Regions from separate parts of the Homo sapiens genome. Here region 2 is linked to region 1. A link is a contact called in ENCODE Hi-C or POLR2A ChIA-PET data. All regions are on one chromosome and are shown on one strand. The core of a region is the stretch at or near the end of the contact, and the rest is flanking DNA. Distances in the headings are between cores, read along the strand shown.

Region 1 (5,438 bases), core at 1,895-4,394:
ATGTCTCAGTCTGTGGCAAATGATGGAAGCCTAGAAAACACATATGGACAAGGTCAATCCTCTACCCTTGAGACCACTGCAGTCTCATGGGGGAAATAAGACAGTTACATAAAATGTCATAGTGTAAAGTACAGTTTCTAGCATGCACATTTTTTGGTGGCACAGCACAAATTAAGTATTTTTTCTCATTTTTTATTTTGTTTTTTTGAGGCAGATTTTTGCTGTGTCACCCAGGCTTGAGTGCAGTGGCGCCATCTCAGCTCACTGCAACCTCCACCTCCCGGATTCAAGTGATTCTCATGCCTCAGCCACCCGAGTAGCTGGGATTACAGGCACCGCCACCATGCCCGGCTAATGCTTTTTGTATTTTTATTAGAGATGGGGTTTCACCATGTTGGCCAGGCTGGTCTCGAACTCCTGACCTCAGGTGATCCACCCGCCTCGGCCTCCCAAAGTGTTGGGGTTACAGGCATGAACCACCATGCCTGGACAGAAATTAAGTCTTACTAAGAGGCATTTTAGGCCGGGCGCAGTGGCTCACGCTTGCAATCCCAGCACTTTGGGAGGTCAAGATGGGTGGATCACCTCAGGTCAGGAATTCGAGACCAGCCTGACCATTATGGCGAAACCCTTTCTCTACTAAAAATACAAAAATTAGCCACGCGTGGTGGCAGGCACCTATAATCCGAGCTACTCAGGAGGCTGAGGCTGGAGAATTGCTTGAACCTGGGAGGCGGAGGTTGCAGTGAGCCGAGATCGCGCCACTGCACTCCAGCCTGGGCAACAGAGCGAGACTCCCTCTCAGAAAAAAAAAAAAAAAAAAAAAAAAAGAGGCATTTTACTATTTTATATTGGGTAAGCATGGAAAAGGAGGCAAACTAATTTATTTGAGTGTGTAGAGAAGAAAAAGCAAGTTTTCCTTAACCATGGTAAGGTTCATGGCTGAGACTCCTATAACAAAATACAGATTAACAAGAGAAAAGCATACAAATTTGTGTAATATAAGTTTTACATGATGGGGAGTCTTCCTAAGGAAATGACCCAAAGAAAAGTCTGTGTACTTTTATGCATAGGTTTGAGAAAGTGGATAGTTGTGCAGAAGTATGATTGAACAAAGCGGGTATGATCTCACGGTAATAAATTGGGGGCATGAGATTAGCAAGACCTGTTTGTTCAGATTATTCTTGGTGTCCCTGTGTGACATTCCTTCCACCCTGATATAGGGCAGGACACCTGCCACATGAGGGTTTTCAAGAGAGATAAGAGGATGACCTTCCTAGGCTTTATGGCCTGCTTCAGAGACGGGTGAGGGAGATGTGACAGTGGCCTTCCAGTATATGCTGTTTTCTCAACTTCCAAGGTGCTATGTTTGGGGGTTGGGTTTCCTATGCCATATCAGTGCTTACAGTATGACAAGCAGCATGATGAGTGCTTTACAAAGCCTGCACTACATGTCAGGTAGTTTTTACTCATTTGTAAAATGAGCAATCTTCATTTTAGAAAGACTGACCAAAGGCCCAGTCATACAGATAGACGGTAGAATCCGGAATTGAAACTAGCTTCCTAAGCTACAATGGAGTGAAGCAAAAAAAGGAACTAAAACTAGGTCTAGGCTGGTAGGCTGGGTGCAGTGGCTCACGCCTGTAATCCCAACAATTTGGGAGGCCGAGGCAGGTGGATCACGAGGTCAGGAGATCGAGACCATCCTGGCTAACACGGTGAAACCCCGTCTCTACTAAAAATACAAAAAATTAGCCGGGCTTGGTGGCGGGCGCCTGTAGTCCTAGCTACTTGGGAGGCTGAGGCAGGAGAATCACTTGAACCCGGGAGGCGGAGCTTGCAGTGAGCCGAGATCGCGCCACTGCACTCCAGCCTGGGCAACAGAGCGAGACTCCGTCTCAAAAAAAAAAAAAAAAAGATTTTGAAGCATATGTTTCAACAGAGCAGATGGAGAAAGTTACGTCAAACGTCTTGAGAGGAGGACATGGAATGCCAAACACAAGGATCTAAAAACGGTAGTGGTGCTTTAATCCCACTGCCTTGGGACAGTGACGGAAATCAGGGACAAGAAGAAATACATTTCTTGAATTGGGCAGCTGAAAACCTAAAAAAATCGCTATCAAGTCCATTTATTTGTGTGTGTACATTTATTTATTTGTATTATTATTATTATTTGAGATGGAGTTTCGCTCTTGTTGCCCAGGCTGGAGTGCAGTGGCTCATCTCGACTCACTGTAAGCTCCGTCTCCCGGGTTCAAGCGATTCTCCTGCCTCAGCCTCCTGAATAGCTGGGATTACAGGCACGCACCACCACGCCCAACTAATTTTGTATTTTTAGTAGAGATGGGGTTTCTCCATGTTGGTCAGGCTGGTCTCGAACTCCCAATCTCAGGCGATCCGCCCACCTTGGCCTCCGAAAGTGCTCGGTTTACAGGCATGAGCCACTGCGCCCTGCCTGCATTATTATTTTTTAATGAGACGGGGGTCTCACTATGTTGCCCAGGCTGGTCAGTAACTCCTGAGCTCAAGCAATCCTCCTGCCTCGGCCTCCCAAAGTGCCATTTATATTTTATATACTCTAAAGGACCATGGGGCAGATACAGCACAGGCGGAAAGTCAGCTTTGAGTTAAGCCTGTTGGAGATGTAACAATACCAGGCAGAAACCCAGAAAGATGGGGCGTAGGGCTGGGTGCAGTGGCTCCCGCCTGTAAGCCCAGCACTTTGGAAGGCCAAGGCAGGCGGATCACTTGAGACCAGGAGTTGAGACCAGCCTGGGCAACATGGCGAAACCCCGTCTCTACCAAAAATATAAAATTAGCAGGGCGCTCACCTGGAGTCCCAGCTACTCAGGAGGCTGAAGTGGGAGGATCGCTTGAGCCCGGGAGGCGGAGCTTACGGTGGGCCGAGATCGCGCCGCTGCACTCCAGCCTGGGTGATAGAATGAGCCCCTGTCTCAAAGAAAAAAAGAAGGAAAAAAAAAAAAAAGAAATGGAAGCAGTGTAGGACCGAAGACGTCTGGGACGGAAGCTCACCCCCAGGAAGGCCTAGGGAGAGAGGCACCGGCGACGTGTCTGCACCACGCGTCACCGGCACGCGCGGTCCACACTCCAGCGCCGGGTCTCGCGAGAGCCCCAAGCGCGGAACCGAATCTGCAGGCGCGCCACTCTTTGCCTGCGGCACCCTTCCTCCAGTTCTCAGGGTGATGGTCGCGATAGTTGCACCAGCACATGAGGGCGAAAACCTCTTGTGCTGCCTCCCCGTGACTGCCAGTTCCCGGACCACGTTCTCCCCAAGAGCCCAAGAAGGGCAGACAGCCAGGCGCGCTTGGCTGGTCTCGGGAGGAGGAAGTGGCGGAAGTGGGATTTGGGAAACAATCCTGGAGTCGGTGTGCTACGCATGCGCCGAGGGAAGCGGCCAGGCGGGTGGAGGCGGTGACCGCGCGGAGGCACCGGCGGCCCAGAGGCTTATAGTCTCGCGCGCACAGCAGCGCGCTACGCGGCCATCACAGCACAGCCGATCCAGAGTCCAGTCACGTGACCCGCTCGTGGCAGTCCGTGTGGGGCACTGTAGTAGCATTTAGTGAGTCAGGCGAACCTAGCGGGCTGCCGCCCCAGATCAGTTTCTCCGTCAGATTCCATTTCTCCAGCGGCACCTGAACCGGCGCGGTCCTCTGCGTCTTCTTGCTCCCTGGGGATGGGGCCCGGAGCCCCCTTCTTCATAGAAGGGAAAGAGATTTGAGCAGGTGGAAGGAACAGGTGCCCAGGACGCTGTCCCGACGCCCACACGATGCGCTGAGACCTGAGCTTACCCTCGCGTGTCCCATCGTGCGGTGGTTCTGTCGCGGCCCTATGGGGAGGGACTCTGTCAGACGGGGACGTCACGAGGCGGCCTTGCCGGGCAGGGTATTGGGGGTACCGGCTCCATAGTTTAACTCCGCCTAGTAGTGACCGCGTCTTTTTGCGGTTTTCCTCAGTCCTGTGGCCGGAGACCTCTGCAGTCTCCCTCCCGCAATGGAGACGTCCTAGGAGGTCTTCTGTTTCCATGTTTAGGGAAATGGGAAACCTACATAGTTTAGTAACAAATTGAAAGAGTAGTCCAAAGTCTTCCAACAAAGAAGACTGCAAGCCACCATGGCTTCCCTGGCAAATTGAACGATATATAAGAGGAAAACATAATTCCAGTCTTTAATAGTTCCAGAATAAAAGGGGGAAGGAAGATGAAAGCGGGTAACACTTTTAAACTTTTTAATGGCCTAGCATAACCCTGATAGGAAAACCTGACGAGAACAGCGAATGGAAGGAAAAGTGTATGCAAGTTTTGCTCATGAGTCTAGACGGGAAACTCTGTAAGCAAAATATTAGCAAAATCTAGTATTATGTGAAAGGAATAATACCATAGCCAAGTTATGTGGTTTTTTGTTTTGTTCTGTTTTGTGGGGGTTTTTTTTTGAGACGTTTTGTTCTTTTTTTTTTTTTTTTTTGAAACCTCCACCTCCTGGATTCAAGTGATTCTCCTGCCTCAGCCTCCCGAGTAGCTGGGATTACAGGCGTGCGTCACCACGCCCGGCTAATTTTTTTTGTATTTTTAGTAGAGACGGTGGGGGGGTTTCACCGTATTGGCCAGGCTGGTCTGAAACTCCTGACCTCAAGTGATCCACCCGCCTGCCAAAGTGGTGGGATTACAGGCGTGAGCCACCTCGTCCAGCCAAATTAGGTTGTTTTAACATGAGAAGACAAATTACTGTAATTGAAGATACTAACTAATTAATGGAGAAAATATCATCTTAATAAATGTAGAATAATTTATTAAATTTAACACTTATTCATGATAAACACTCATGGAAAACCAGGAATAGAAGAGAAATTAATCTTATAGAGGGTATCTGCAAAACACCATACACCAAACATCCTACTTAATGGTAAAGCGTTGAAAGCGTTTAAGAACTTGGGGCCTTTAACTCTACAGAGTTTCCCAGAGTTGTGACTTTGATGATTCCATATACATAGACCATTTCAACATGTTTCTCTGTCCTATTTCCTGCTAATTGGTATGTTGGATTATTTTATTCCTTGGAACATAGTAATCATAATTATTTTGTAATCTGTATTATGATAATTCCAGTGTCTGAATTTTTTTCAAGGTTTTTTTTTTTTTTTTTTTTTTTGAGACAGAATCTCACTCTGTCACCCAGGCTAGAGTGCAGTGGTTTGATCTCAGCTCACTGCAACCTCCCTCTCCAAGGTTCAAGCGATTTTCGTGCCTCAGCCTCCTGAGTAACTGGGACTATAGGTGTGTGCCACCATTCCTGGCTAATTTTTTGTTGTTGTTGTTGAGACGGAGTTTTGCTCTGTTGCCCAGGCTGGAGTGCTGGAGTGCAATGGCATGATCTCGGCTAACTGCAACCTCTGCCTCCTGGGTTCAAGTGATTCTCCTGCCT
Region 2 (5,438 bases), core at 1,100-3,599, 470 kb after region 1:
GTGCGATGCTTGTGCTAGAAGTTCTTAACTGTTTCAGACAATACCGAGCTGTGTGATTCAGTTCAATCACCCTAAACTTTGGGAAATAGAGGATTCTGAAGTTTTCTGAACTCAGAGAGGTACATTTTCTGGGTGGAAATCAAAAGAGGAGCATTAAGTATTCAAAAGACAAATTTGAGAAGCAATAAGTAAGACTGTTGGAAACAGTATAGGACCCCAGTGTGGCACAGAAGGATGCTTCAGCGGGAGAAGCACAGTGCAGAGGAGGAAATACGGGTCTTTGCCCTAGACACTTCACTCTCAAGTCTCTGACTTGTATGCAGCCACAGGACATACTTTTGGATTTGTGCTATTTTCTTAATTAAAATAGTCTGGAGGCATATATTCATGTGTGGAAAGAAAAGGCAGAGAAAATTGTGAGGAGGCAGAAAGCAAGGAATAAAGAAAAGAAAACAATCTTCAAAGGAAAGTCTGTAAATGAAGAATAGTAGCAAAACTGATGAGCTTTTGAATTTCTCCACTTAGGGTATCAATTCCTTGTTTTTCCACAAAAGTTTATTTTTGAGGGGGTGGTACCTCTCAATTCTTGTATTTGAAACTGACAGTGAGAAATAACAGTGAGAAAATTATGACAGTGAAGGAGATCTGACATAACCAACCCCCATCATGCTTTTAACTTCCATATTGCCTTTGGTCATTCCTGGGCTTGGGCCAAGCTAACTTTGGGAGAAATTTAGGGTATGGTTTAAATGATAATAACCCTTCACCAAAAGTAAACCACCTTGGTAAAAATAATGAAAGACCACCAAGTTAGGAGTTTGAGAGGGTCCTGAATTCTGCTAAGATGTAGGCATAGTAAAATGATTACTAGCCATGATTCTGGAGGTCACAAGATTTGCAACTTCCCCAGTGACTACTGTAAATAACATCACTATTGTATAAGCTAAGATTGACCTTCAGAGATGTCTGTTCAGGCTTTTGCATTTCTGATGACCAGTGACTACTCTGTGGCTCCCACCCAGAAATAGACTCAGTGCATACACGAGGACCATTTTTCACATGCCTGTGATTTTATTCCCAACCAATCAGCAGCACCTATTCCCCTAAGCCCTTTGCCCATCAAACTAACCTTGAAAAACCCTAGCCTCCAAATTTTTGGGGAGATTTGAATAATAACTTTGAATCCTCTGTGGCATGGCTGGCTGGCCCTGTGTCAATTAAACTCTTCACTGCCATGCCATGGTTTCAGTGAATTGGTTTTGTCTGTGCAGATCAGAGATTAAAGTCCAGGGTCAGGTCCCATTAAGAAAAAAGAACTAAAGAACAATTCCAAACTACTTCATTTAGTGCATCTCTAATCCTCTTTGTGAAGCTATTTTTTATTCAAAGTTTCCATCATTTTTTTTGGAGATGACATTTAGCTCTTGTTACCCAGGCTGGAGTGTAATGGCATGATCTTGCCTCACTGCAACCTCCACCTCCTGGGTTCAAGCGATTCTCCTGCCTTAGCCTCCCGAGTAGCTGGGATTACAGGTGCCCACCACCACACCCAGCTAGTTTTGTTTGTTTGTTTTTGTATTTTTAGTAGAGACAGGGTTTCATCCTCTTGGCCAGGCTGGCTGCAAACTCCTGACCTCAGGCGATTCACCCACCTCGGCCTCCCAAAGTGTTGGGATTACAGGCTTGAACCACCACACTTAGTGATGTCCCCCTTTTACTGAAAACCACTTGTAAACAATTGCAAGCATGTTTGTCTTGAGTAAGCATTAGGAGTTAGAAGTAGAATTATCAACTTGCTTTATAAAGTTTCCAGCCTGGCAACAAAGCAAAGACCCTATCTCTACATAAACTAAAAAAATTACCCAGGCATAGTGGCGTGTGCCTGTAGTTCCAGCTGCTTGGGAAGCTGAGATGGGATGATTGCTTGAGCCCAGGAATTGGAGGCTGCAGTGAGCTAGGATCACGCCACTGTGCTCCAGCCTGCGCTACAGAGCAAGATCCCATCTCTTAAAAAACATAAAATAAAATAAAATAAAGTTTCATGGAGGGGGCAGAATTTACTATAAAAACTATTACAATCTCTTTCAGCAATTTATTAATTTTACAAATCACCCAAAGGAAAGCAAATGGAATTATAAGTTAGTAACAGCTATTGTCATTGACTTTTACTGCTATTAGCAATAATAACAAATTGGCCTTATCATTTATTTTTCAGGAAAAAAAAAAAAACACAGTTCTCCATGGTTCCCAAGGTTTAACTTTGCAAAATCTGACTAAAAATCTCCCAGAATATTCAGTCTTACCTTGTGATCTTGTTTTGATTTCTTCCCTGAAGAGCTGCAGCTCTGTGTTCGGAGGAGTCTGTAGACTCTTTTTATTAGCCAAAGTTTGGCAGAGACCCAAATTGCCTTAGAAGGGAGATCTGGGCGGGTGAGATTTTAGCAGGCTTGAAATCTCATGTAAAGAGCCAACAGAGTTACAATTCTGTCAACATCTAAGGCTCACTACTTTCTGCGTCCTCCCTCCATCTGAATATTTTAAACCAGCAATTATGATTCTTCTTCTGCCCCTAAACTTTATGTTTTGGCTCTCTTTGGAGTTGAACTCCTAAACTTCAACTTCAGCACTGTCCATTTTGAAATTCTGTTGCCATTTATATATTCACTTTTGGCCGTTGGCTTCTTAATTTACAAACTTCATTAAGAGATCAGTGTATTCTTCCAAATTCCTTTATAATAGAAATTTGCGACCCCCTTTGGCCTATCAGTAATAAGCAGCTCGTCTGCAAATAAAAGCTCTGAAATACTCTGTATTCCAACATATCTGACGGGCTTTCCTGCTCCCCACTGTTCATCTTTTCTTTCTATTCATCTCAAAAATCTCGCAGAAGATAATACTTTATCACAAAAGCAAATCCTGTACTATAGATCCCATGAGAAGTTGTTCTTCTTACCTCATGAGAAATTTTGCTCCTACTCACCCTCTCTCCATCTCGTTTGGCATCTGTAGCAGAAAATAAAGGGATGAAGTAATGCTCTTTTAAGACTTGGACTGATTCCACATCCTAAGATCACACATTGGAAGGAAGACTGCTGCTGTACTTAGAAGGATATTGTGATGGACTGTTACCCTAGCAAGCCTCTACATCCATTCAATCTACAAGATTAGAAGGGTGACCTTGAAACAAAGGGGCAGCAGAAAAAAGTTTACTGTAAAATGAAATAGGAATTTTTTAGTTTTTCTCATGGCATGTTGAAGGATAGAATGTTAGGGTTCTGGAATCCAGGGGAAAGAGAAAATGAGACAGCAACAGATGGCTGACCAGGCTTGGGAAAATGTGACTATGATGGAGTCCCCTTTGGAAAAAACAACTAAGGAACTCTGTTATCTTGTTTAAAGTTGTTTCATTTTCTGTGCAGTAATCCCCTTTAATCATCCCCAAACCTGAGCAATCATCTGCTACAAGCCATAGTGTTGCATTTGTGAGTAATGAAGAAAGATGGCTATGTCTGCCCTTTGGATAAAGCAGTGAAGCAAGCGGACAGGATGCCAACATGACAAGAATGAATCAGGAATTGAGCTGTGTGCAATAAATAGGAGGGAGGGGTGACAAGTAACAGCCAAGGGAATATTAGCATACTCTACTCTGGGAATTCTTGCAAATACTGAGGAAATTACAAAGGATGAATAATGTATCTTTATTATGTATATTGAACCCTCCTTCATTATTTCAAAAATTTCTCTTTTTATCTCTAATTATGCTTCATGCCTTAAAGTCTGCTTTGTCCATTTGTCTGCTTTCTCCATTAGCAGAGCTTTGCAAACATTCTTTTGGTTAGTATTCACATAGTGTATCTCTTTTCATCTTTTTTCTTTCAAACTTTCTGTGTCCTTACATTAAAGATGTGTCACATATAAGTAGTATACTGGTTTTTTTTCCCAGTTTGACAATAATTTGTCTTTGAACTGGAACATCTATTGTAATTATTGATATATTTGAATTTGCTTCTACTATCTTACTTTTTTTCTCTGCTATTTTGTCCCCCTGGCTTATGCTCTTTTTTGGATAAAACAATTATTTATTTATTTATTTATTTATTTTGAGATGGAGTCTCGCTCCGTCGCCCAGGCTGGAGTGCAGTGGCGTGATCTCAGCTCACTTCAAGCTCCGCCTCCCAGGTTCACACTATTCTCCTGCCTCAGCCTCCTGAGTAGCTGGGACTACAGGCGCCCGCCACCATGCCCGGCTAATTTTTTGTATTTTGTAGTAGAGACGGGGTTTCACTGTGTTAGCCAGGATGGTCTCGATCTCCTGACCTCGTGATCTGCCCCCCTTGGCCTCCCAAAGTGCTGGGATTACAGGCGTGAGCCACTGTGTCTGGCCTGGATGAAACAATTTCTAAAAATTATTCAATTTTCTCCCAGCAGTCATGAACTATAACTCTTGACTTTTTATGAAACAAGAACAAAACCAAAAAGGCTGCTAAAACCACAGCTCTGCTTTTAAGAGGCTGATTTTTTTTTTTTTTTTTTTTTTTTTTGCCTTTGCCCCCATGCAGCTGCGTAATTCGGCAAGTGTTTTGAAGAGGAAACTCATTATATGTAGGTTCAGTTCTCCAGCCCTCTCTTCTTGCTGGGGGCCTGGCCCTTCCAATTTCCAATTTTGTCTCTTCATTCCCACAACACCGATCAACAGTGATTTCTCTGTCTCCTGGCAGTGACCTCCTACCTTGGTAAAATACAGATTCCCTGCCTTGGCCAATGCTCTCGTAACTATTAAAAAGTAGCTAACTACTGTTAGCTAATCTCTCCATGGAATCTTAGCCCCTCATCCTTCGTGCTTCAGCAGCTCTCTCCTGATCTGCCTTTCTGGTTGTACTCAATGGTAATATTGGACTGCCACAAGTTACTCCATGCTATTCAAGTAGCTAGTTGAATGAAGATGAAAGCATGGCTCTAGAAGGCAGGACGACTAAGGGTTAGGTCATACAGACTTTATTCTAGTAATCGTATAATTTGTTATCTGAATCATAAATTTTTGAGAATGAAAAGAATGTTATTAATCATTTGACCAGAATAATAGGAAAACACTGAGATATGGTTACCCCAGGTTTTGTGACTTTTATAGTTCTTCATCCCTAACCCCACTACTTCCCAAATCCCAAATCTGCCTTATTAACTTCCTCCTTTCAGGGTAGATGCAAGGTATATGGGTGACTGTCTAAAATTTTGCTGACTCATAGACATATACTTGATCTGGTTGCACAATTTTATTCCCAAAGGAAGAAAGTTCAAATTGATGTTTTGCTACCAACAGACCTTAAAAAATGAAAATTTAAAGGGTATACTTCACATGGAGGAAGGTGAACCCAAATGGTAGGCCTGAATATAAGCAGAATTGAAGAATCAAAAGTATGATAGATATTGAGGTAATGCTA

What was found. A loop is a pair of places that touch in the nucleus more often than their neighbours do. ChIA-PET counts read pairs that join two places held with the same protein, here RNA polymerase II (POLR2A). Pooled maps may share reads with other maps.
Region 2: a loop to region 1 is called in a pooled map, with 3 times the contacts of the local background. The contact joins the promoter of IL33 here to the enhancer-like site in region 1. A Hi-C loop is called at or near these places in 2 of 168 maps with a recorded cell type or tissue (ascending aorta and sigmoid colon) and 4 of 50 pooled maps. POLR2A ChIA-PET finds 5 or more read pairs at or near these places in 1 of 52 experiments (A673).

The regions. Positions count from the first base shown.
Region 1 is chr9:6,679,382-6,684,819 of GRCh38, reverse strand. No RefSeq gene overlaps it. Among named protein-coding and RNA genes, the nearest start is that of LINC02851, 22 kb to the left of the region's middle. RefSeq lists enhancers at 1,094-1,353, 2,922-3,041, 3,112-3,401, 2,867-3,615, 3,522-3,901. Within about 2 kb of position 3,144, at least 41 of the 41 ENCODE cell types and tissues checked have a DNase peak (open chromatin) inside an H3K27ac peak, as active enhancers do; they include A673, ascending aorta and sigmoid colon, where a contact is called at or near this core.
Region 2 is chr9:6,212,718-6,218,155 of GRCh38, reverse strand. IL33 (interleukin 33) reads right to left here and starts at 2,349. Exons shown (of 8, transcript NM_033439.4): 1 at 2,304-2,349.